3 separate regions of the Mus musculus genome follow, and regions 1 and 3 are each linked to region 2. The links are chromatin loops, found by intact Hi-C in ENCODE. Cell type or tissue: heart. All regions are shown on one strand. Region 1 holds the start of 4930405A21Rik (RIKEN cDNA 4930405A21 gene). Region 2 holds the start of Soga1 (suppressor of glucose, autophagy associated 1). Region 3 overlaps Rab5if (RAB5 interacting factor).

What was found. A loop is a pair of places that touch in the nucleus more often than their neighbours do. Peaks named below come from ENCODE experiments on the same cell type or tissue, not always from the same donor. Only the 100,000 strongest peaks of a DNase experiment are listed, where the experiment ranks them.
Region 1: it touches region 2 in a loop (5-fold over the local background); 2 of 42 quality-filtered maps call a loop at or near these places.
Region 3: a loop joins it to region 2, with 8 times the contacts of the local background. A loop is called at or near these places in 10 of 42 quality-filtered maps.

Annotation. Positions count from the first base shown.
Region 1 is chr2:156,717,373-156,725,372 of GRCm38, reverse strand. The region is part of intron 7 of Dlgap4 (DLG associated protein 4); the gene reads right to left. 4930405A21Rik (RIKEN cDNA 4930405A21 gene) reads left to right here and starts at 4,464. Exons shown (of 4, transcript NR_040505.1): 1 at 4,464-4,667. In heart, CTCF peaks have their summits at 1,922 (motif pointing right), 2,994 and 4,426 (motif pointing right); DNase peaks (open chromatin) are centred at 2,972, 4,472, 6,312, 7,872 and 3 weaker places; H3K4me3 peaks cover 4,989 bases; H3K27ac peaks cover 4,870 bases.
Region 2 is chr2:157,075,812-157,083,811 of GRCm38, reverse strand. Soga1 (suppressor of glucose, autophagy associated 1) reads left to right here and starts at 4,547. Exons shown (of 15, transcript NM_001164663.1): 1 at 4,547-5,583. The coding sequence starts at 4,903. It also overlaps a transcript of Tldc2 not described here. In heart, CTCF peaks have their summits at 4,361 and 7,849; DNase peaks (open chromatin) are centred at 1,671, 4,501, 6,061, 7,981 and 1 weaker place; H3K4me3 peaks cover 4,475 bases; H3K27ac peaks cover 3,245 bases; H3K27me3 peaks cover 240 bases.
Region 3 is chr2:156,869,872-156,877,871 of GRCm38, reverse strand. Rab5if (RAB5 interacting factor) reads right to left here. Exons shown (of 4, transcript NM_026124.3): 3 at 5,405-5,534; 4 at 4,309-4,829. The coding sequence ends at 4,788. Sla2 (Src-like-adaptor 2) reads left to right here. Exons shown (of 8, transcript NM_001356495.1): 6 at 1,901-2,050; 7 at 2,863-2,995; 8 at 3,335-3,721. The coding sequence ends at 3,452. Among named protein-coding and RNA genes, the nearest start is that of Rab5if, 11 kb to the right of the region's middle. In heart, a CTCF peak has its summit at 4,037 (motif pointing left); a DNase peak (open chromatin) is centred at 7,151.

The sequences.
Region 1 (8,000 bases), 360 kb after region 2:
AGACAACCTCAGGGAGTAGCGGTTTGTACCACAGAGGGGACAGCAAGACACATGTATCGGCTTAACTAGGCAGGAGCTTCTCGTGTGGAGCTCTGGGGAGTGGCGATTCAGAGACACCACTGCAACCTTCTGCCAAGAGCCAGGAGACAGTTTCCCAAGTCCACCGGAGCTTCTGGGAGGAAAACATTTGGGCATGTGGCATCTCCATCAGGCAGTGGCCCTCAGGGAGTGTCTGGTTGCTACTCTGGATGAAAAGCCAGGGAAGGTGATGACTCAAGTTCCCGCCCCACCTCAAGCCTTTAAATGTGAGATGAGCTCAGAGGCTGGGGAAATGTCAAACAAACCCAACCAGAACAGGTGCCAGAACAGGCACTGAGTGACAGGCTACCAGGCAGAAGCCGCAACCTTTGAAGTAATGCTGTGGGCAAAGGAAGCAGAGGCCTGAGGATGCCCAGACACTGCCATGCTGCCAGACCCAGAGTAGGTGCATGTCCCTCTGCAGGCCCCTGCATCTTACAGTTAACTGAAATCGGAAGAACCTCAATGGCTTCTGACTGTTGTGAGGTGCAATGGTCAGGAAAATGATGGTGAATTACTTGATGCCCCCAAAGGCCCTGGAGACACCACTTCTATTACTACTGCTTACATACAGTTGGGGTACATTCCTACATCTCATTACTTGAACCCCAACCACAAGGGTGAGGGAAGAGGCTGGCGCTGTCTTGTTCCCACAAAGAAAAATCTGACCAGATATTATGAGGAGGGAAAAGCTCACATTTATTAAGGGCCTACTGTGTACAGGTTTTTATTTATATGTACATAATCTTATTTAATTGTCTCCACAATCCTATGGTATAAATGATTTTTCAGAGTCCAGATGAGGAAAGCACAGGCATTGAATGACAAGACTGATCAGAACCAAGTATGAATAGCTTTAAAACCCACAATATTCTGCACCTGTATACAAGCCTGATCATGTCTGGTATGCTGACTCAGCTCAAATACTGTCTCTTCCTGGAAGCCTTCCCAGCCCACACAGGCCCTCTCCCATAAAAGCCCCCAGCTGTCCTGAGTATACAGCTGACAGCACTCAGCACATTACTGCTCCTTACTCTGATCAGGCATACTTTTAAATGGTAGGGCACAGGAATGCACAGGTGGCCCGAGAATCTCAAATGTCAGCTACAAAGACCCAAGACATAGATATATTCAACACCCCCATTCTTCAGAGGGAAAAGCAGAGCTCCACCAGGAGACCAGCTGTCTGAAGTCACATGGCAGTTGAGCACCAGAACTGGGGACAAAACCTTGGCATTTTGCCTTGCAACTTAAAAAATAAAAAGACTATTTTTTTTTTTTAAAGAATCAGTCCTAGGATAAGACTTTTTATTCCAATTTAAGTTAGAAAGATGACAATAAAGGGACAGTCACTGCCTGAGATATAGGGACTAGAGTCCTGACTCCTCCACTTCTGGGTCAGGTAACAAGCCCTTTTACCTTCCCAATGCAGTCTCCATGGATTGTGCCTATCACAAGGCACACACAGAGACTGATTTTACACACCAGGGGCAGGTAGTACCAGCAAGGCAGTGACTTAAGACATGGCCATGAGACAGGCCCTCCTGGCTCTTCTTTTTTTTTTTTTTCTTTTATATATATAAAAAAAGATTTATTTATTTTATGTATATGAGTACACTGTAGCTGTACTGATGGTTGTGAGCCTTAACGTGGTTGCTGGGAACAAGGCTCTTCTTTTTTTCTTTTATACATAAAAAAAGATTTATTTAATGTATATGAGTACACTGTAGCTGTACTGATGGTTGTGAGCCTTAATGTGGTTGCTGGGAACAAAGGTTGCCCACTCCGGTCGGTCCCACTCACTCTGGCCTAAAGATTTATTCATTATTAAATCTAAGTACACTGTAGCTGTCTTCAGACACACCAGAAGAGGGCGTCAGATCTCATTAAGGATGGTTGTGAGCCACCATGTGGTTTCTGGGATTTGAACTCAGGACCTTCAGAAGAGCAGTCAGTGCTCTTAACGGCTGAGCCATTTCTCCAGCCCCCTCCTGGCTTTTCTTGACTTTCACCTTAACTGTAAGATGCAGGGACTATGATATCTAGTCTCACTCCCTGTTCCAAAGTTCTAGAACATCCTAGAGCCCTTGATAGCAGACCCCAGCTCTCAGCAGAACCTTTCAACTAGGACCTTTGTGCTCCACGCAGAGAAAAGCAGCCGTGGCTCACCACATGCTGGCTGACTTTGTTTTCAGGCACCACTAGCAGGGTCCAACCTTAAATAATAAATGGCACACAGAAAATTCAAACGTTCCCCAGCACAAGCACCTCTCTGGGCATACCAACTTATTTTCACACACCGAGGAGAAGCAAGATGGCACTGGGGATTCTGGAGAGGTGGGCACACTTCTTAACCAGATGGGAGTGGACGAGTCCTGGGCACCTGCTCTGTACCCTCTCAGGGAAGCTTTCTCTCTGGGACTCTCAAAAGGCAGGTTGACAGTTTACAAAGCATATGCCTCACTTGATCTTCATGACACCCCTTGGTACCACTACCCCCATTCACCATCCCTTTTACAGATGGAACACCTGAGACTTAAGTGCAAGGGTCACAGGCAAAGTCAAACTTTTTAGAGCTGGTCTAATCAAGATTTCAGAGTCTAAGACAGCCAGATACAATAATCAAGAGTATCATTGTAAGGGCGATTCCTCTCCGATTCATCCTGGTCTCAGTAAGACCAAGTTTTACAGACCTCTGTTCACCTGCCCACTCAGGGTAGCTTGAAAAGTTCTGACCACAACCATATAGCCCAGCTGTCTAAGAAGCCACACCCCCTGCAAAATTTCATTACTCAAGTTGGCAAGAACGCAGCCCCCACCCCCAGCTGGGTCTAAATAAACGCCCAAGTGATATCACATCCTGCTGTCGGCTCCAAAATAGCCCAGGCCTGCCCACAAGCGATCACAAAGTGCCAGGCCATGCAGGGCCAAACCAGCAGGGATACCCAGCCCAGGGCGCACTCCACACACTTAAGCAACTCAAGCAGAAGCCTCAGGGCAGGAAGGCCCTTTCCCCCCAACCCCCTCGCCAGACAGCCTGGCCCCACCATCCTTGTTCCCCTGGTCCAGAGGCCCCACAGCCTCATTACCCCAGCGCCAGCCCCTGCCCCAGCGCCAACCCCATGGAGCCTCTGCCGCGGCCAGCCTGCGGGATGACTCCGCCCGGCCCGACCCGGACACCCCACCACTCACATTGCTTCAAGAGCTCCAGACACAAAGCCATGAGGGCCGGATGGGGGTCAGAGACCCAGAGACCCGGCAGAGACAGAAAAGGGAGAGGGAGTGACAAGGAGCAGAGAAAAGGGGCGACAGGGGATCGGGCAGAGAAGCAAAGGAGCAAGAGCCCCGGGCAGAGAAGGCTGAGGCAGGCGTTAGAGACAGCAATGAGACCACCGACACAGACGCGTGAAAGAAGCAGGGAGAGCAAGGGGGGTGGGGGGGACCGGGTCCAGAGAAGTGGGACGCTCGGAGAACAAGGAGAGACAGTGACAGCGACAGCGGACAAATCCAGGAAAGGCAGAGGTTCTTAAGTTAGGGAGCTGGGGAGACACTGGGGGTTCAAGGAGACCACTAAGGGATGTAAAAGGTTCTGATAGCTATGGGAGGCTCCGGAGAAGTGGGAAACCCTCCGGGAAATGCGGACTAGGTGGAGATAACCCCCAGGAAATCAGGGGCACATGCATCAAGAAGGACCCTCAAGATGTGTGGTAAGCTCAGGAAAGGCCTGGGGGAGTGGAGTGTGTTCTGAAGGAGAGGCCCCAAAAGATCTAGGGAGTCCAGAAGAATGGGGGTGCCAGAACCCGTGGCTGTAAGAGAGGAGAGGAGCGCTGGGAGAGGGGACCCGAGATCCTGGAGCGAGGGAGGGGCCGAGAGCGCGAGAGCAGAGACAAAGAGACAGCGAGCTAGGGAGAGACAAAGCGGGCTCAGCGGAGACACGGGCCCGAGGGCCAGTGGCCCGACAGAAGGACGGAAGCGCGGGCGAGCGGGCGGACGGACAGACGGACAGACGGGAAGACGGGGCAGGGCAGGGCCGGGCGGAGGCGGCGCCCGTCTCCTCGCGGGGCCGCGGCTGCTCCGGGTGGCGCTGGGCGGGCCCCGGGCGTCCGGGCTGAGGAGGCGGCGGCGGCGGCGGCGACGACGTGGGTCGGACAGACGGACGGAGTGACGGATGGACTGGCGGCAGCTGCGGCCAGCGGCGGGCACTCACCCTCCTCCCTCACGCGGCCCGGCCCGAGGCTCCGGTTTTGTACGCCCGAGAGGCGGGGCCTCCGGGTTAAAGCCCCGCGCCGGCCCCGCCCCTCGCGTCAGCCGCGCGCGCGTCGCCCGGGATTCCGGGGCCGCCAGGGGGCGCGCGCAAGCGGGACACAGCGCAAGCGCGCACGCGTACCGCGCGGCCCACGCCCTGGCCGGCCGGTCTTGAAAGGGAGTGCGCGCCCGCGCCAACTCGCGCATGCCCGAGTGAGGGGCTCCGCCCTCTCGAACCGCCCCGCCAAACCGGTTCCAGCTGGAACGCAATGCGTGGTCTGTACGGGAGTTGGAGTGGCCGTCCGTCCCTGCGGGCTCACCCTGGTGGCGACGCCTCGCTGTAGGTAGGGAAACTGAGGCTGAGGAGAGAGCCCACCGTGGGCTTTCTGTCCCGCACGCGGGTCCTAGCTACTCAGCCGCGCAGTTTCTAGTTGCCTCTTTGCCTCATCCCTTGCTGTGCTCCCAAGGGTCCTAAGGACGGGTTCAGTATCCCACTTGTGTGACCTTAGGTTAGATGCTTAACCTTTCTGTGCCTCTGTAAAATGTGACAACCGAGTGAGCCCCCTCCCCGCCCACAGACTGACAGTCCATTTACAGAAGGTTCTGCCAAGCACAGATCTTTGCTGCCTGGCAAGCCCGCTGGTTGCCTGCTTTCTGTACTGGGATCTGACAGAGGACTGTGGGAAATGAAGAAGGTAACACTGTTTCCAGTCTACCTTTTGCATTAAGACACAATAATGGCAAAAGCAACAAACTTACTTGATGCCAGCACTGTGCTAAGCACTCTAAAAGCAGGAGTTGGCTACACCATGCTATTCAGTTTCATTTGCTTTAGGTGAAAATACAAAGTAAATTCTTGAATGGCTATGACACCTCATGTGTTGCTGTGTCCTTTCGATTCAGTAACACTTCTTGCATAACCTTGGGCAAGTCCCCCTTTCTCTTTGGGATTCCCCAGTGCTGAGTATCCCCTGGAGAGAAACCAGGCAGAGACAGAATTTTCACCAGCAAGTCTTTGACCCTTTGATCCAGCTCACTCTCTTGAACAGAAGAACTAACTCACTGGCAGCTTCAATTTGGACTTCACCAAGTCTGAGACCTTGGTCCTAGAGGAATGTCAGCACCCTTCTCTGTTGGTCACCCCCCTCCCAGCCCCCCGCCTCAGGTCCTGTAAGGTGTGTATGGGGACGATTTTGTGACTGACTGAGTCCTTGCCCAAGTCAGGCTAGCATAGAGGAGCAGTTGGCTGACCCAGGCCTGAGGTGTAACACTGGCACATAGGCCTCAGACCCTCCTGCATGAGCCTGGGCTTCTAGGAGAGGGTAAAGGGTCCTTTCCAGATAGACTGGCAGCTGGTTTCCCCTTTGGGTCACCATTTTGGTAAATCCCTTGAAAACTTGAAGCCGGGCGTGGTGGTGCACGCCTTTAATCCCAGCACTTGGGAGGCAGAGGTAGGCGGATTTCTGAGTTCGAGGCCAGCCTGGTCTACAGAGTGAGTGCCAGGACAGCCAGGACTATACAGAGAAACCCTGTCTCGAAAAACCAAAAAAAAAAAAAAAAAAAGAAAGAAAGAAAGAAGGAAAGAAAGAAAAGAAAATTTGAACAGTGAAAAGCTGTGCATTCCTGCTTTTGTGTGTCAACTTGACACAAGCTAGAGTCATCAGAGAGGAAGGAGCCTCAGGTGAGGAAATGCCTCCATGAGATCCAGCTATAAGGCATTTCCCCAATTAGTGATCAGTCGGGGAGGGCCCAGTTCATGGTGGTCCTGGGTTCTATAAGAAAGCAGGCTGAGCAAACCAGGGGAAGCCAGCCAGTAAGCAGCAAGGTCCATGGCCTCTGCACCAGCTCCTGCCTCCGGGTTCCAGCCCTGCTCGAGTTCCTGTCCTGACTTCCTCCAATGATGGTCTGTGATCTGGAAGCCAAATAAACCCTTTCCTCCCACACTTGCTTTTTGGTCATGGTGTTGTCGTCACAGCAACAGAAACCCTCACTAGGACAATCTGGGACGGGGACATGGCGGAATGTAAGGAGGAAGCCTGCCTTGTGCCCAGTGCTCTGAGCAGAGGTGCCTGTTTCAGCAGTAGGAAATGCTGGCAGTTGTCCAAGAAAGGCCTCCTGAATCCTACTCCCTCTGACCCTATGGCCCGGAGAGGACCAGTGTCCCCTGCCTGACCAGTATGACAGCCTCTAATCATCTTGTTCCCACTGCCAGATGATTCTCTGTTCTTTGTCAAGTCCTTGTGTGGCTTCCTTCCTAACCCCACAGGACAATGAAGAACCCAAGGCTCTGAGAAACATCTCCTTGACCTATTTTCTGAATAACCTTGACTGTGACACTTCCTCTAGGCTGTAGTGGCTTTGTGAACCATCCCACCCGCTGCTGTGATTGTGTGTGTGTGTGTGTGTGTGTGTGTGTGTGTGTGTGTGTGTGACTAGGTTAAGTCAGGAATGGCAGGTATGTGTAATTCTGGCCATAGCAGACATCACTAATTGGCAGTGATGCACTTACTCTACTTTAACTTAGATTAAATCTCAAACCTTAGCTTCAGGGGTAAGAAATGACACTCAAATTACAGGATGTTTGCCCCGACACTCTGGGGATTGGATGGGCTGAGCTGACAGGAATCTGCAGTGTGATAACCAGAGATTAGGGTGGACCAGGTTTGGGAGACCAGAACAAGGGATTTTGTCAGACTCCCTTCCTGTGTGTGTGCGTGCAGGGAAAGGAATGAAAGAAACCAGATGAGTTCTAAGGGATGAGAAAAAGGACAAAAAGAGGGGGAAAGCAGCCTGTGACTTGGATGGTCACAGATAAAGACCATTGGTCACAACCAAGATCTAGATAACCAATATGAGGCCCAGGGAGGGACACGTACCTCTTCAGTGCCACAACAGCACTGAAGAAAGTACCCTGGGCCTCTGAGCAGGAGCTGGAATGTTTTCTGGACTGGAACTTGTCCAACTCAGCCTGGAGCTTCCAATATGGGTGGAGAATGACCCTAAGTGTATGTATCTGTGTGTGTGTGTGTGTGTGTGTGTACACGCGCACACACAAGCTCTTGTGTGACCATATCACAATTGAAGATATAGAGAATGTAATTGGTAGGACCAGGGTGCCACACAGTAGTTCCCCCCACCCCCACGCCACTTGCTGAGGTCCCTGTGTGATATCTCAGCTTCTGAATCTGTGTGGTGTGATTCAGAGGGAGTGGGAGAGACACAGAAGGGAGGAGGGGAAAGCCCAAAACTGGGGAAAGGAAGAGAGACAGAGGGCTTTGGGAGAAACAGAAGGCGATGATTGGAGTGGGGGAGCTGAGGGAAGAGACGGCAGGGAGCCTTGTCACTGTTTTTGCTTCCTCTCAGGAGCATAAAGAAAGGAGAGGCAGGATGAGAGGCAGACCAAAGGGTCATATCCCGGCCCTCGTGCCCCCTCCCAGGTGTCCTCTGGCTGGGGAGGGGCGTGTACAAGTGGCAGCTGAGCCACCGCTGACCCGCCTGCCAGTCACCTGCCAGAGCTATTTCTGGAATGTGGAAACTGGGTCAGAAAGGAGGAGGGAGGAAGGCAGTGCTCACAACGGAGCTGGGAAGCTTCGAGTAGTGGGTGGGCAGCTACATGCCCCGCCCCCGCCGTGTCAGAGCAGTTGGTTCTGCTAGGTGCCCACTGCCTTAGGAGCTCC
Region 2 (8,000 bases):
TATTATATGTAAGTACACTGTAGCTGTCCTCAGACACCAGAAGAGGGAATCAGGTCTTCTTACAGATGGTTGTAAGCCACCATGTGGTTGCTGGGATTTGAACTTAGGACCTCCAGAAGAGCAGTCAGTGCTCTTAACCACTGAGCCATCTCTCCAGCCCCCTTCCCCTACATTTAATAACTGACCACCAAGCACTCTGAGAGACCAGTGAGGTTTGCCTCGCTGTCCTGTTCTGTGTCCTCATGTCCTGAAGATTTGGTATGTGATTTGACAGGAACACCCCCTTGTCAGGTGACAGCCCCTTCAGAGATGCCACCGTTGGAATCCAGGGGCCAGGGGCCTAGCAGCCCTCCTCTGCCATGCAGCTCTCTTCACCTTTCTCTGCCACCAGACTGTTCATGGTCCCCTTCAGAAGGCCACCGTCACCCCAGGAATGACTTTTGTTGTGTATGGTGCTAAGAATGGAACCCAGGACCTTAGCACGCTAAGCAAGCATCCTACAATTGAGCTATATCCCTGGTGTTTAATTTCTTGAGAGAGGGTTTCTCTATATCCTCATGGGTGACCTAGCATTCACTGTGTTGCCTCAGATTTGGGGGTAGGGGGTTATCCTATGTGTATGAGCATTTTGCATGCTTGTCTCTACCTATACCACAGGTGTTCCTGATGCCCAGCAGATCAGAAGAGGTATCAGATCCCTTGGAACTAGAGTTACAGATGGTTGGTTGTGAGTCACCAAGTGGGTATAGAGAACTGAACCTGGGTCCTCTCCATAAGGAACACATGCTCTTAACTGCTGAGCCATCTCTCCTTCGTTTCTAGAGGTTGACATCAATGCGACTTAGCCTAGCGCAGTCAGGAAACAATGTATCCACTGTGTCTAGCACAGTCAGGAAACGATGTATCCACTCTACCTAGCGGTCAGGAAACAATGTATCTACTGGAGGGGAAAGGTGAGTGCCGGTGAAATACTCACACCAAGGATTACTTTCAAGTATGAAAATGGAGGCTTTTTGCAAAGGGTTTAGGAATGTGTGGGGAGTGTTTCCTCTGCTCTACTAAGCACGGAATCTACAATTCTGTATGATTTCAGCAACACAAGTTGAAAATAACCAAGAGAAAATGACCAGAAGGGGACATACCTGTGCTTACTGGGCCATCCTGCTATCCTCTGAACTCAGGTAGTTATGGCACCTGCCTGACATCCTCCCTCTGGGTCTCTCTTTGGACATCTCCACGGATGCTTCAAACTGACCCAGTCCTCTATGAACTGAGGCTCTCTTACCCTTCCATACCTCCAAGCCTGTCCTTCCTGCTGAAGCAAACAGTGGCTGTTCTGTCACTGCTCTGTCTCTAAAGCAGGTGACAGGAGATGAACTTGACATCACTCACTCGAGTCCTCGCTTCCGGCCAACAGTGTCTGGCTCTTTAAAGCAGAATGTATCCTTTTTCTATGGCTTCTAGATGCATCAGAGCCCGCTTAGCCCCCACAGTCATGTTCCTCAACCCCTAAGCTGTTCTTGTCAGCCGAGAGAGATCTACTTCCGGATGTAAATTAGATGCTGTGACTCCCTGCTTAGAGGTTCCAGTGTTTGTCACTGCACTGGGAACAATCCAATCCGTGCTTTCCGTTCCTTTATCTCCCAGGGGTTTCCAGCCACACTAATCACCCCTCCCTGAACATCTGTCACACTCTCTCCTCCTCCAGGGACATTGCCCTTGCTCTTCAGTCTGCCCCAGATTCTCTTCCCAGGCCCTTTGGCTAACTCAGCATACAGGTCACTTCCTCGAGAGGGTTCCCCAATAACCCCGTTCACATGGGTTCCATTTACCAGCCAGTGGCTTATTTCTTTCATGATTTGTATGATGAAAACAATCTTCACTTTAGTGAGTTAGTTTCTACTTGGTTTCCATCCTGTTGGTCAGTTTGGTAGCTTGATGGGAAAGCAGAAGCTGGTCTTCCATTTGGGTCACCATCCCCGCCACTAAAGCCACCATCGAAGGCTTCCTCCTTGACCGGATGTCTGACTTTGGCTGTGCATTCCAGTAACCCACTACTGTGTGAAAAAAAAAAAAATTGGGGCAGGCAAACCCTGGTGCCTTCAGAGAGTTGTTCTACAGTTTAGGTGGCAGGGCTGGTGAGAGAATTCACTTCTCTACTCCTCACTGGTGGTGGCTCCAGGCTGTCAGGGAAGCTTCTGTAAGGTCCGGTAGCCAGTGGGGACTAGAGCTAGAGTTGGCTGGACGGACTTTACGGGACCACCCCATGAGACCTAACCGTACTTTTCATGTGGTGACCGGATTCCACGGATGGAGAGAGGGAGCAACAGAGAAAGCTTGTGAGTGAGGGCTTGCCAGATGCCATGCCATGCCATGCCACAGAGGTCTTCTGCCCAGGCTGGAGGGCAGGAAGCAGACCCTGAGGCTGTTGGCAGTGCCAGGATGGCTATGAGAAGAGCTAGCGATCCGATGGGTGACAGCAACTCCTAAAAGTTGTCCTCTGACCTTTTATGTGCACTGTGGCATGTGTGCACTTGTGTGTGTGTGTATGCATGTGTGACATGCACACATTACTACTACTACTACTACTACTACTACTACTACTACTACTACTACTACTACAACAACAATTGGAATATATATCATGTGCTTCTTTTTGGAGAATGCAACCAGACATAAATTCCTTAATCCTGCTGGGCGGTGGTGGCGCAAGCCTTTAATCCCAGCACTCGGGAGGCAGAGGCAGGTGGATTTCTGAGTTCGAGGCCAGTCTGGACTACAGAGTGAGTTTCAGGACAGCCAGGGCTACACAGAGAAACCCTGTCTCGAAAAGCCAAAAAAAAGTTCCTTAATCCTTCTGAGACAAGAGTTGACAGACTTTTGTACTCCCAGCTGTTTGGAAAGCTTAAGCCCATGAATTCAAGGCCAGCCTGGCAATAAAATGAGACACCATCTTGAGAGAGAGGTGTGGGGGGAGAATTCTAAGATTCTTTGTTGAAATATGGAGCATGGTCTGCATTAGTGCCTACCCAGCTGAGGATGGTCTCATGCATATGCCCTCACACTGCAAAAACCCATGTTCTATAGGAAGCAACAAGTTTCAAGAACTGCACATTCTCTCTGTATCACTTCAATGAGCCCCTTAAGAGCAGGGACAATCACGATAATGAACTTGTAATGGACCCATTAGAGCAGGCTAGGACTGGACTCCGCGGCTTGGGTGTAGGAGGACTCCCCAGGGTCCTCAGGGTTCCCAGGTGCTAGGCAGACCTGCTTGTACTTCGAGGTGGATGGTGGGTCAATAAAAGAAAAAGGAGTAGACCTTGAACTAGTTGGCCATGATGTAGGTCAGGTTAGGAGAAAGGGGAGGAGCCAAAGTAAAGATGAGGGAAGAAGAGGAGGACGAGGAACCCATGGAAAAGAAGGGGGAAAAGAGAAGGGGAGAGAAAGACCGAGAAGGGTCTAAAGGAAGAAAAAGAGGCTGCATAGTGTGTGTGTGTGTGTGTGTGTGTGTGTGTGTGTGTACGAGCTACCTTCTGGGTGGCAAGAGACTGGGCAGCTACCATGCTGATGAGTGCCTTCCCAGGGCCAAAGAACTTACTATGGTTTAGGCACAGTGTGGAGAGGGCAGAGGTGAGGAAGGTGTAAGGGATTCTGAGAAATTAACTCTGATAGCCTGAATAGCTCAAGAGGAAAGAAACCATGCCCACCAATACTGGGGCCTTGGAGTCTGTGGTGGAGTCAATCTGACCCTGTTGGTATTCAGGGTCACAGTCCCATGCCAGCCCCTAACCGGCCTAGAACCTGCCCCCTAAGCACCTAACGGTCTGGCATCCTCAAGGCACAGCCTGAAGTTAATCGCAAAGACCATGAAATTGGGGTCGGGGAGACAAGACTATGCCCGGGTTCATAGGCAACTAGGGTGTGCAAGATCCAAGATGCACGCGGAACGCCACGGTTCCAATGGCAGCGGACAGATAGACGAGGCAAAAGGAGTCCAGCATACTCTGTAGGATCCATCCTGCTTCCTTCTCAGACCAAGAACCGACCGCGTGCCAGGTCGTGTTCAGTTTAAGGTTCTATAGGATGGGGTCGTTTGTCATGCCCAGTTAAAGGGGGCGGAGTTCGCGCAGGCTCAGCACCCACAAGGGGCGCGCGGCGCGGTGCTGGGTGTGCATGGATGCTGGCTCCGGCCCTTTGAGGTCCGCGGGGCCTCTGCCAGGGAATAGTCTCTCCTGTCGTCCACGAGGCCCCTACGGCGACGCCGGGCTTCCAGGCTCCTCGGCCGGGTGTGATCCCCCAGCCCGCAGAGGAGCGGCCGGCGGCCCGGAGCGGCGGGAGCGAGCCGAGGCCGCGGCTGCCCGGGCCCGCCTGACCCTCGAGGGGGTCGCTGTTGCCTCGCGGATCCCTCCCTCGCTCCCCGCTCGCGTCCCTCCCCGCTGCTCCCGCCGCGTCCGCCTTTTGTTCGCCGAGCCGCGCGCCCCCGAGCCGAGGCGGCGGGGCGGGGAGCTGGCGGGGCTGCGTGGGGGGCGGGCCGCGCCGGGCGGAGCCGGGGCCCTGGCCTCAGCCGGACTGGGAGTCCGAGGCGGCGATCGCCGAGCAGGCTGCAGTCGGGGTCCGGGCGCACTCCGGGGGCGCGGCGAGGCGGAGGGGGCGGGCACCGGGCGGAGCCGGAGTCGGAGTCGCGGCGCCTGGAGGAGATCGGGCCGCGCGCTGAGAGCACCGAGTGGCGGAGAGGCCGCGCGGCGCGGGGCAGGGCCCGAGCGCAGCCCCCGGACGCAGGAGACCGGAGCGCAGTCGCGGCCTGAGCGGCGGGAGCGCATCCGAGACCCGCCGCAGGGACACCCAAGCCGGCCACTCCCGGGCCATGCGCGCCGCTCGCTGAGACCCGGGGAGGCCGCGATGGAGACGCCAGCGGGAGAGTCATCGGCGCGGGGCTACGGCCCCCCGCCTGCGCCCGCGCCCGCCGCGGAGAGGAAGAAAAGCCACCGCGCGCCATCACCAGCCCGGCCCAAGGACGTGGCCGGCTGGTCTCTGGCCAAAGGCCGCCGCGGCACAGGCCCGGGCTCCGCTACAGCCTGTGGCACCGCGTCCTCGGCGAGGCCCGACAAGAAGGGGCGCGCGGTGGCTCCTGGTACCCGAGGCACGGGGCCTCGGGTGGCCGGGGTGCGCACGGGGGTCCGCGCCAAGGGTCGCCCTCGTCCCGGTACCGGGCCCCGCCCGCCGCCGCCGCCGCCCAGCCTCACGGACAGTAGCTCCGAGGTGTCGGACTGCGCGTCGGAGGAGGCGCGCCAGTTGGGCCTGGAGCTGGCGCTGAGCAGCGACGCCGAGTCTGCGGCGGGCGGCCCGGCGGGGACCCGCACCGGGCAGCCGCCCCAGCCAGCGCAGTCGGGGCAGCAGCCTCCGCGGCCTCCCGCCTCCCCGGATGAGCCGTCGGTGGCCGCATCGTCGGTGGGCAGCAGCCGCTTGCCACTCAGCGCCTCGCTAGCCTTCTCCGACCTCACCGAGGAGATGCTGGACTGTGGGCCCGGAGGCTTGGTGCGGGAGCTGGAAGAGCTGCGTTCCGAGAACGACTATCTCAAGGTGGGGACCTGGGGGGGATGGGGGAGGCGCAGGGGCGGGAGAGGACTGGTCATCCGGGCTCAAGAGTCCAGGGCGCTGACCAAGCAGGGAGAGTGCCCCACCTTCTCTTCCCACTTTTCCGGTGAGGAGGATTATGGATAAGACACCGAGTAAAGGACCCCAATGTGCACTTTCCCACCCGCGGTAAAACTGTTTTAGAGGACACGTTCTGATGGGTGAGTGGGGATAGTCAGCCAAGGCTGACCTTCCCCCCCTCTAACCTGCCCAGGACCCCGGTCCCAGATCAGCAGGCTTTCTCGGCTCTCTGTTCTGGAACCAATGTCCGTGTGTTAGGCTGCCAGGGAAACCGTGCTATCCCCTGGCAAGGAGAGGCAGAACACCATCCTAAGTCCTTACCCAGGGCTTCCCCGGCAGGCCTGTCCTCGCCTGCCTTTTGGGGCGGATCCAGTTTGAAAGCGTGACATCTGGGAACATCCCCTTGGCTCGAGTCCACTTCCGCCCAGTCTAACGGTCCCACAGCCTGGGAGGATGATGTCGTGGGAGAACTGGTTCAGAGGCCACTTCCTCAATCCCAGGATATTGTCTTCTGTCCCCTCTGAGAGAGGTTTGGGCAGACTTGGCCCGTGCTCCCTGTGGGAAGAGGGAAACTGTCCTGCTGGTTAGGGGTATTCCCTCTGTGTGTGGGCCTGGAGAGCTGTCTGGGAGAAGCAATCGTCGGTGACTGGGCACCTAGGTGCAGCCCATGCTCTGGCTGCCTCTTCTTTGACATGGTGGCAGCTATGGGGACAGTCCTGCCCTGGCTTCTTGACCTTGGTGTGGGAAGCTGGGATCTTCACGGGCTGCACTGCCGCTGCTGGAAGAGGCTACAGTATTGTCTGCACTTGACAGTTGATGGCCTGGCACAACACCCAGAGTGCCCTGGCCAGGAGCCATTGAGTTGACAGCACTCTAATGACATGTCTGCCCTGTGGCACTTAACTGCCTCTTGCTTCTACTGTCGGGGGAGTCTTCCTTAGGATGTTGGGGTGTCCCTCTTGCTTTCCTTTGGGTCCTCTATCCAGCATGTTCTCAGGAAACTCCTGTACACTAGAGGACACAGGTCTATCTGACAAAGGATTATTTACCACCTGTTTGTAGCCTGGGCCTTCCCCAAACCAGGCCTCCATTTTTTTTTTTTTTCAGTTAAATGGGAGTGTAAGTCTTCACAAAGGTGTTACTCACTGTTGACATTTGGGAGCTGGGGTTCAGTTAGAGGGCGAAGTCTTCTGAAGTCAGTGGTTAGAGTGCAGGCCCTGAGGATGGAGTCAGTCTTCCGAGATGCTCCTCGTGGCTTCCTGAATTCCCAGCCTGAGCTACTCCAGACCTGGACCCGAGCACCAGATGAGCACAACTCACAGTTCTTGGTTTGGTTTCTTCCTGCCCAGATCCCGGGCCCTTTCCTGTGCTCCCAGGAAGTGGTCAGACAGAGTCCCTAACTCCATCTGAAGCTACCCATGAGTATGTAGATGGGAAAGTGGTCCCAGGAGGCTGGGGGTCGAGTCCAGGTTCTCCTAGAGACCAAGACTGGGTTGAGTTCCAGTTCCAGGGCCAGACTGAGCCTCACTTTCTGCCAACCATTCAGTTGAGTTTTTGGGCGAAAGCTTCAGGCCCCTGTTGGATCTGTAGCTTCCTGGCTGTGTAATCTTGGGCACATTACTTACCATGTTTGGACCTGAGTTTTCTCATCTTAAGACTTGAATAAGTACACACAGATCATCCTTAAAGATTAAATGTGCACGTAGCTAGAGCATTTGGCACGGTAGGAAACTTCAGATGCGGTGGCTGAGATCTCCTGCTGCTCTCAGGATGGAGAGCATGGTGCCTTGTGCATCTGTCACATTCTTTTGTGGATTCTATGGGATCAGGCTGGGGTCTTCCTCCTTACCTCGAGGCCATCCATCCATCCATCCATCCAGTCAGTCACTGTTTGCTTAGAGCAGATTTTGGAGTATGAGTGAACTAGGGAGAGCCTCTGTGACACCAAGAGTTAAACAATAGTCACAACAAAACACAATGCGCCTGGTGATAAGGGTGAGCTTTGTGGAGGTGGGGCAGAGGACTCATGGAGGCCAGGAGTTGGGAGATGATGTAGACAGCCAAATGAGGAGCTGCAAGAAAAACATTCTAGACTGAAGAAAGTTGGGCGAGTGAGGAAGGGAGCCATGCCAACTCTTGCTGCATGCATTCAGGCAGTACCCACACTGCTCTGCAGGGCTGTTTTCCACAGTGTCTGCCCTCACGGAGATACAGTAAAAGCCCTGGGAGTGTGGACTGTACACCTACAGGGCAGCTTCTTACTGGAGGTGTTATGTTGTCACAGTGCCAGGGGCTGGCTTAGCCAGAGCAGGAAGGCGACCTGCTCCAGGCAGCCAGGGCTG
Region 3 (8,000 bases), 210 kb after region 2:
CCTCGGGCCTGGTGCCAGAGTATAGTGACCACCCTATGTGCTGTTCATTCTGCCCTCTGACGTAAGAAGGGGCATGTACAAGGGAAATTCATGGAGTTAGGTAAGGGAGGGGCCAAGAGGAATCCGTAAAGATCTTCAAGGACTTGGAAGGATACACAGAAAAGTTGGGACCAGCGTCCCTATTGCCAGCTAGCCAGCCCGAGGGATCCTCCTGTCCTGTGTCCTCAGGACTAAGATTACAAGCATACATCACCATGCCAGGCCTTTCACATACATCTGTGCTGGGGTTTGAACTCAGGACCACATGCTTGCAAAGCAACTACTTCTCAGTCAATCAGAAGGCCACTTACATCAGAAGCAGAAGACCCCGAGTTAGAGCAAGTTGGTACATGCCAGAAACCCAGCACTTGGGAGACAGAGCCCAGAGGACCAAGAATTCAAAGTCACTTTGAGCTACATAGAGACTGCAGGGCATATGTGTTCTGTGTGAGACGCTGTCTTGACAGAAGGCTAGCAGTGATGGTGCGCTAACTCTAGCACTCAGACAGAGAGACAGGAGGATCACCCAGGAATTCAAGGCCAACTTGGACTGACAGTGAGATCTAGGCTTAGCCGGAAGTTCAGAGTAAGGCCCTCACCTACAAAATAAAATAATTAAAGGCAGAGGGGGCCAGAGGATGCCTCAGTCTGAGAAGTAGCTGCTTTGCAAGCATGTGGTCCTGAGTTCAACCCCCAGCACAGATGTGAAAGGCCTGGCATGGTGATGTATGCTTGTAATCTTAGTCCTGAGGACATGGGACAGGAGGATCCCTCGGGCTGGCTAGCCTACACATATAAAAACCCTTCCCTTGCTGACCTTTTAGGATGGCTGTCTCCCAAGCATGAGCCTGCCCTCTCCTCCCGGCTCCCTTTCCACAGCATAGCTTAAGCTGAAGGGCACATGTACCTAGCCTGGGTAAAGAGATCACTTTCGTTCATTGCTTATAGACCTGAGGGTTTCTATCCAGGGATGCAACAGAATTACCTACAGGAATACTGCACACCCAGCTTGCTGACAGGGTCCTAGGCTGGGGTTGAGCATGCTCCTCGCTCACACTGCTGGCCTGGGGAACTTACGCTGAGAACTAGTTCTTAGCTGTTACGTTGGAATCGCCTTGGAGAAGCTTATAACACGGATGCCTGCACACCGGTTTAAATGACCAGGAATGTGTCTTGGGATCTGGAATCTGAAACAGTGAGGCTCCTCACTGGACAAGGGCACGTTTGTAGTGAAGTAGAGCAAGAAACCCCAGTGTGTGCTGGAGTCGGGAGTCCTGGAGAGTCAGACCTATTTCAGATACTAAGTGACAGTCTGCATTTTTGTTCTGTGGTTCAAGGGCCCAAACCCTAAACTGACACTGAGTTCTAGTATCCTGTGTGATGTTACATAGAGTGCTGGTTCTCAGATCAGTCATTGGGATGCTCTGGTCTTTGTGTGAGGTCGTGGGGATTTCCTAACACATAGTAGTGTGCACACTAGGCCAGCACTTTACCGCTGAGGTACCAACCTCTGAACTTTACTGTACTAGTGGCCCAAACAGGCTGTTTGTGAGCATGGTATCTATGAAGAAGAGCACCGTTAACACCAAACTTTCCAGAGTGACTTTCTCTCTGGCCATGGTGACATCTACTTACTTTCTCATTCCAACCCTGTGCCACCTGAGTCTTTATCCATACAGCCGATATTTAATGCTCACCCATCCTGAGGACCACAGAATCCTATTACAACTAATAGTCTTTATCCTGCCTTTGACCCCAGCATCCCCCTGAAGACTGGGCTGTGGCTATTGTTTGTTCCTTCTTCCAACCTCGGCAGGGCTGAGTCTCTACCTGGACCCACCCTGGACCCTTTCCTCCTTAGGCTGCTATTCCCTGTCCGTCCGACTCAGCCGCCCTGCATCTTGGGACCGGATCAGACACTACAGGATACAGCGTCTTGACAATGGCTGGCTGTACATCTCACCTCGCCTCACCTTCCCCTCACTCCACGCCTTGGTGGAGCATTACTCTGGTATGTATGGCTTACATTTTGCCTCCACTGCAGACTGGATGAGGGGCCTAGGAGATAGTCAGTTGTGCCCTTAGAGGCTTGACCTGCTGGAGCTATACAGAGGAGGCACTTCTGCTATCGATCCTTATGCAGCCCTTGTGCTAAGATGTGAGTGGGAGCTGCCTCCATCCCATGATGACAAAGAACTACAGGCCAACCATGAGCCTGGCCAGAATCTCACAGGCAACGGTGATTCTAAATTAATGTGCACAGAAGCTGAGTTCTTCCCACAGGAACCAGACTGTGCTCTTCCTGGGTGCAATGCAATCCTTAGCTAGCATTTCTGATGTCAAGGAGACAAAGGGGAAAACCTTATTGGCAGTGGTGGTGCACACCTTTAATCCCAGCACACAGCGGGTGGAGGCAGGCAGATCTGAGTTCCAGGCTAGTCTGGCCTACAGAGTGAGTTCCAGGACAGCCAGGGCTAGAGAGAAAACCTGTCTTGAGGAAAGAAAAAAAGTATGTGTGTGTGTGTGTGTGTGTGTAGGGGGACACCTCTTGAGAAAGTTGACTTGGGGTTTCCTACAAGGTGGTTCTATACAGTAGGTACGATGGGTCCCAGGCTGACCTCTCCCTACTTGCTTCTCAGTTTTACACAGAATTAAGTACCCCATAACTTTGTCCAGTTGACCTTTACCACCTGTCTGCCTTTATGAGACCCATCACTTGAGACTTCACTTCCTATTACTTTTTGGCAACCATGCCCTCAATATGCCAAGCACAGAAAACTCCTGGGGCAGGTACCATATCACAGGTTTGGATCTCTTCCACAGAGCTAGCAGATGGCATCTGCTGTCCCCTCAGGGAGCCGTGTGTCCTGCAGAAGCTTGGGCCACTACCTGGCAAAGATACACCTCCACCTGTGACTGTGCCAACATCATCACTAAATTGGAAAAAGCTGGACCGGTAAGAATATTTGAAACATAAAGGCAGAATAAGAAATAGACTCACAACCCACAATGGGGCTGTCACATTCAGGGACACTTCTAGAGTGCAGCCAGGCTGAAGCAGTGTAGAGGACAAGGCAGAGTTGGGAAAGGGAGGCATGGACCTCAGGGGAGCCAGGTAGGATGTAGGTTAGGCTGGGTGGGTGATCACAGTCCTGCATAGGGAGGTAAGATGGAGTAAGATCAGTAAGAAATGAGGAGCCTGAGTTTGTCAGTGACATGGTGCTATTCTGAGGCAATGAACTGTGTGGCAAGCACAGGGGAAGTGACTCCTTCACCCGCTGTCCCCCATCCACAGCAGCCTCCTGTTTCTGGAAGCACCTGCGAGTGGGGAGGCATCTCTGCTCAGTGAGGGGCTCCGAGAGTCCCTCAGTTCCTACATCAGCCTGGCTGAGGACCCCTTGGATGATGCTTAGCCCTGGAGCACAAAGAGAAAGGGAACCAAGACTGTGGCACCGAGAGCTCCAACTCCGCTGACCCTGACAAAGCTCCAGGAGGCAAGGCTGGGAGAACAGAGACGGCTGGGGTGGGGCACAGACACTCGGGGCCTCACCTGGGCTTTCTGATAAGTCATGTATCTCCTAAGGCCTCACCCCTACCTACTACTTCTAGTCCATGTGCAGTGCAGTTCAAAGCAGGGCTGGCCTCTACAGAGAATAAAATACTTCTGAGGTCTGATAAGTCACTTCCTGAGAGAAATGTCCAGTACAGCAGCTACTCAGCCCTACTAAAAGACAGAGAGAGCATCACTACCATGGAGAGAAAAAATATTGGGAACGCTCACAAGTCTTTTCCAGAATGCAAACACATCTCAGATGGTAGGATGGCTCAGAAAGCATTGACAAGAGGAACACTGGATGGCTTTACCGCAGTAGACCCCACCTAACTCCCACGCACGAGGAAGACTGACAATCCAGATCTTCCCATGATCTCCCATCAAGTCCTTTCAGCCAACTTCAGTGTTCAAACAGCCAGGTCCTCCCCATACCCCCGTTTTGCCACCTGGTGGTCAAACACAAAATGACACCGTTTAAATCTCACATCTAGCCCAGTCACCTATCTCAGTACTGAGTCAGGACATCAGGTGGTGGACCCTCTCTGAAATGCCAATACCAACTCCAGCCAAAAGAGAAAGAGTCTGGCTGCTACTGCTGCTGTGGGAGGAGAGGGAGGAGGGAAGAGAGCAGGGGCTCTGCTAAACCCTACTCCTAGGTTCAGAGGGTAAGGTCAGTAGGTAAGCAAGGCTTTAGTTTACCAGGCATGCCAACACACTTTCAGTTAAAGATTTGTTTATTCAAGTTTCTGAAAACATCCTACAATGGAGACTTATTAGATGGCTGCTTGTATTGTACCATGGACCACACACATGGTGTTTTCAGAAGACTTGAGATGCAGTGATGGTTTAAAAACTGTACACCTGACGGAGAACCAAGGAAGACAATGTTTCATCCGGATCCAGAGGCGCATCAAATTCAACAGCAGCTCCACTCGGCAAACAGCTGTTACATGATGGTATCCAAGGAAAAACAGTTGACAATGGACAAATTCAGAAATGCTTCCCCAAAGGCGGATGGTTCTTTGAAAAGTTTCACAACCCTTGCGGAAAATACTGATGTCCAACACGTTGATTCTAAGTTCAGGAGACGTGGGTCTTCCCGGTTCCACGCGGCAGGAGTGCCCCAATTGGCATGTACCTGTGCTGTAGTAAAAGGGTCCTTCGGACTGGACAGAAGACACGGGAGCAAATGCCATCAGTCATAGTGGATGGCAGTGTAAAAGATGATCCAAATGACCTACGGGAGACACAAGCAATATTCATATCGTCACCTGGATCAACACAGGCTCCTCCCCCACATGAAGGCAGCAATGTATAAATCTGAGGTCTTTAGGATGTTCATAAAGGATAATTATCATTAATCTCAAAACATCAAAGAAAAAGTCTGTTCCCACGGTCACTTGCCACCTCTCTCCGGAGCTTCAGGTACTGGCAACCACTAACCTACTTTCTGTCTCTGGCCCTGTGTATTCTGTATTTTACTAAGGGGACCATGTAGCCGTAGAGTCTTCCACTTGGCATAATGTTTTCAAGGCTCACCTATGCTCAGGAGCAGACAATCATCATTTCACTGTATGCATAGCAGACACTTTACACTTCAGATTACAGCCGTGGGAGCCGCTGCTTTCCCCTGGATATATTTCATATACACATATCTAAATTCTTGGCTTTTTTTTCTTTCTTTTGAGGATAAGGTCTTTCTATGTACCTCAGTCTGAACTCAAATTAATAAGTCAATGAGTGTTTTCTCTGAGCAACCTGGCATCTCATTAAATAAACAGAAGGTGTTGTAGAACTACCAGCCACACATACCATGAACAAGGCAAATGATGTCATAAAGCCTTCTTTGGTGAGCTCCCACGTGCCCCCATATTCTTCCTCGTCGATTTGTAGGTAGTTACTGAAGTAGAGATACAGAACTCCTGCATTGATCAGGCAGAATCTGGAGTGAGGGGAATCAACACCAAACACAAACCGTAAGCTCTGAGGCCGCAGGCTCTCCCCTCACACCCATGTTCCAGTTTATTCTTCGTCTATGGGTGGTATCTCCCTACCCTGCCCTGCCCTGCCCAGGCAGGGGATGACTCCCAGACAAAAGTTCCAATCTTAGGAAGACAGGCTCAATCTGTTTACTTCATCATGAGTGTCTGGGTAAGTCTATCCAGAGGGGCCTCAGCTTCCTCATAGACAGACAGACATACACACACACACACACACACCAACAGGGGGCCTCTGATAGTTATTAGGTTTGGAGAAGTGAAGGAAATAATTCAAATGTCTAGACCTTAAGTGGAGCTGCCTACCCAACTAAGCTGGAGATTTAAGGAAGGAACAACTACTCTTAGTCACAAGCGTGAAATAAAACATTTAAAGCAGCCGGGCATGGTGGCGCACGCCTTTGATCCCAGCACTCGGGAGGCAGAGGCATACGGATTTCTGAGTTCGAGGCCAGCCTGGTCTACAAAGTGAGTTCCAGGACAGCCAGGGCTACACAGAGAAACCCTGTCTCAAAAAAAAAACCAAACCAAAGCAACAACAACAACAAAAACCATTTAAAGCACCGGGCAGGGGTCTCAACGCAATGGCAGAACACTTGTCTAGTGCTCTAGACACACTCAACTTTGAGTTCCATTCCTAGCACTGCCCCAATTCTCCAATCTACACTTTTTTTTTTGGAGATAGGGTCTCACTATGTAGATCAGCTAACCTTAAGCTCACAAGAGGTCTCCTGCCTCTGCCTCCTGAGTGCTGGGATTAAAGGAGCACACCACCACCACACTCACTCATTCTCCAATGTAAAGCACACAATTTCTCTCAGCCTCCTCGAAGAAATCAGCATGGCTGTCGTGCCACCCTAAATAAGACCTACACCAGCCATAAGCCTCAACACAGCTCCTGTTGAAGGACGGTCAGGGGACAGACATATTTAATTGCTTTATGGCCTAGTAAAGCAAGTAAAAACATTGTTTGCTCTCTGCATTAATTCCCAAGAGAAGGCCATTTATGAATAGCTTGTTACTCAGTGACGAGGTAAACCAGATACCCTTGGCTCCAGTTTATCATCTATTAGGGGCTAATAACAGCAATGGGAATGGAGTCGAAACTGATGATTGATGAAGCCCATCCGTCTGACCCCAGGATGTATTGAGCTGATCAGAAACTGAACACAATGGATAGAGAGGATGGGAGGAGTGCGCACGTGTGTGTGGGATGATGCAGATTGTTTCCAAGGAGTGGAGCTCAGACTGCTGCAAGGAAGCACTCAGTGCACGGGTGATCGGTGGGATCACTGTATCCTATTGCAGGTGAGAGGACTGGGGTACAGGCTTCACCGTTTGGCTTGTGGACAGTAATATAATGGCTTTCTCATGAACGGAAGGAACAGGAGTGGGGAGCAAATGTGTCTTGGAGATGAGCACGTGGCTGAAGAGGTAAGAGGAGACAAAGGCATTTTGTTGAGTGCAACTGTTCTTGGATTTCAAAGAAACGAGGCTTTTGATTATACTGTAGCCACACCCTCATCTTCTGCCAGAAATCTTGGCATCTGGCCACCTCCCATCCCCCAAAGGACCTTTATTTTGGACAGGCTGACTTACTCGTTCTAGCTAGAGACTGATACTCGAAAGCTTAGATAATAAGCTAGCTCTGGAGATGGGTCAACCCGTGCCTGCAATCCAATACTTGGGAGGTTGAGGCAAGAAGGACTGCTGGAATTTCAAGGCCAGTCTGGGCTAGAATAAGAACTGTCTTTAAGAACAAAAAGGGGCTGGAGAGATGGCTCAGCAGTTAAGAGCACTGGCTGCTCTTTCAGAGGTCCTGAGTTCAATTCCCTACAACCACACGATAGCTCTCCACTATATATTACTGTAATTCCATGGCATCAGGTGTGCAAATAGATGTTATGTACATACAAAACAATTATTTAAAAAAAGCTGGGCAGTGGTCCTACATGCCTTTAATCCCAGAGGCATTCTGATCTTTGTGAGTTCGAGACTGGCCTGATCTACAAAGTGAGTTCTAGGGCAGTGAAGGCTACACAGAGAAACCCTGTCATGGGTGTGTGTGTGTATTTGGAAAAACCAAACCAGATTAGCCCACAGTGATAATGAGCTGATGTGGAGGACCGTGGAGTGAGTGATGGGGTGACAAGGAAAAGGCTGACACAGGCACTTCCTTCCTTTCAGGAGTAATATCCAATGCAGACAGCCATCACAGAAAGAAAGGCTTAACTTTATGGTAAGTGAGGTTAGAGGCAGGGGTGAGGAAGCCCTAGAAGGACCTCATCCTAATTGTGTATTCAAATCACTACTGAATAAATGAGGAAGAGTCATACAGCAGGTAAACCCAGTATGAGGTGGAAACAAAAAATAGTTCCAGGTCATTCTTGTATTTGGAGGATGAGGAAGAA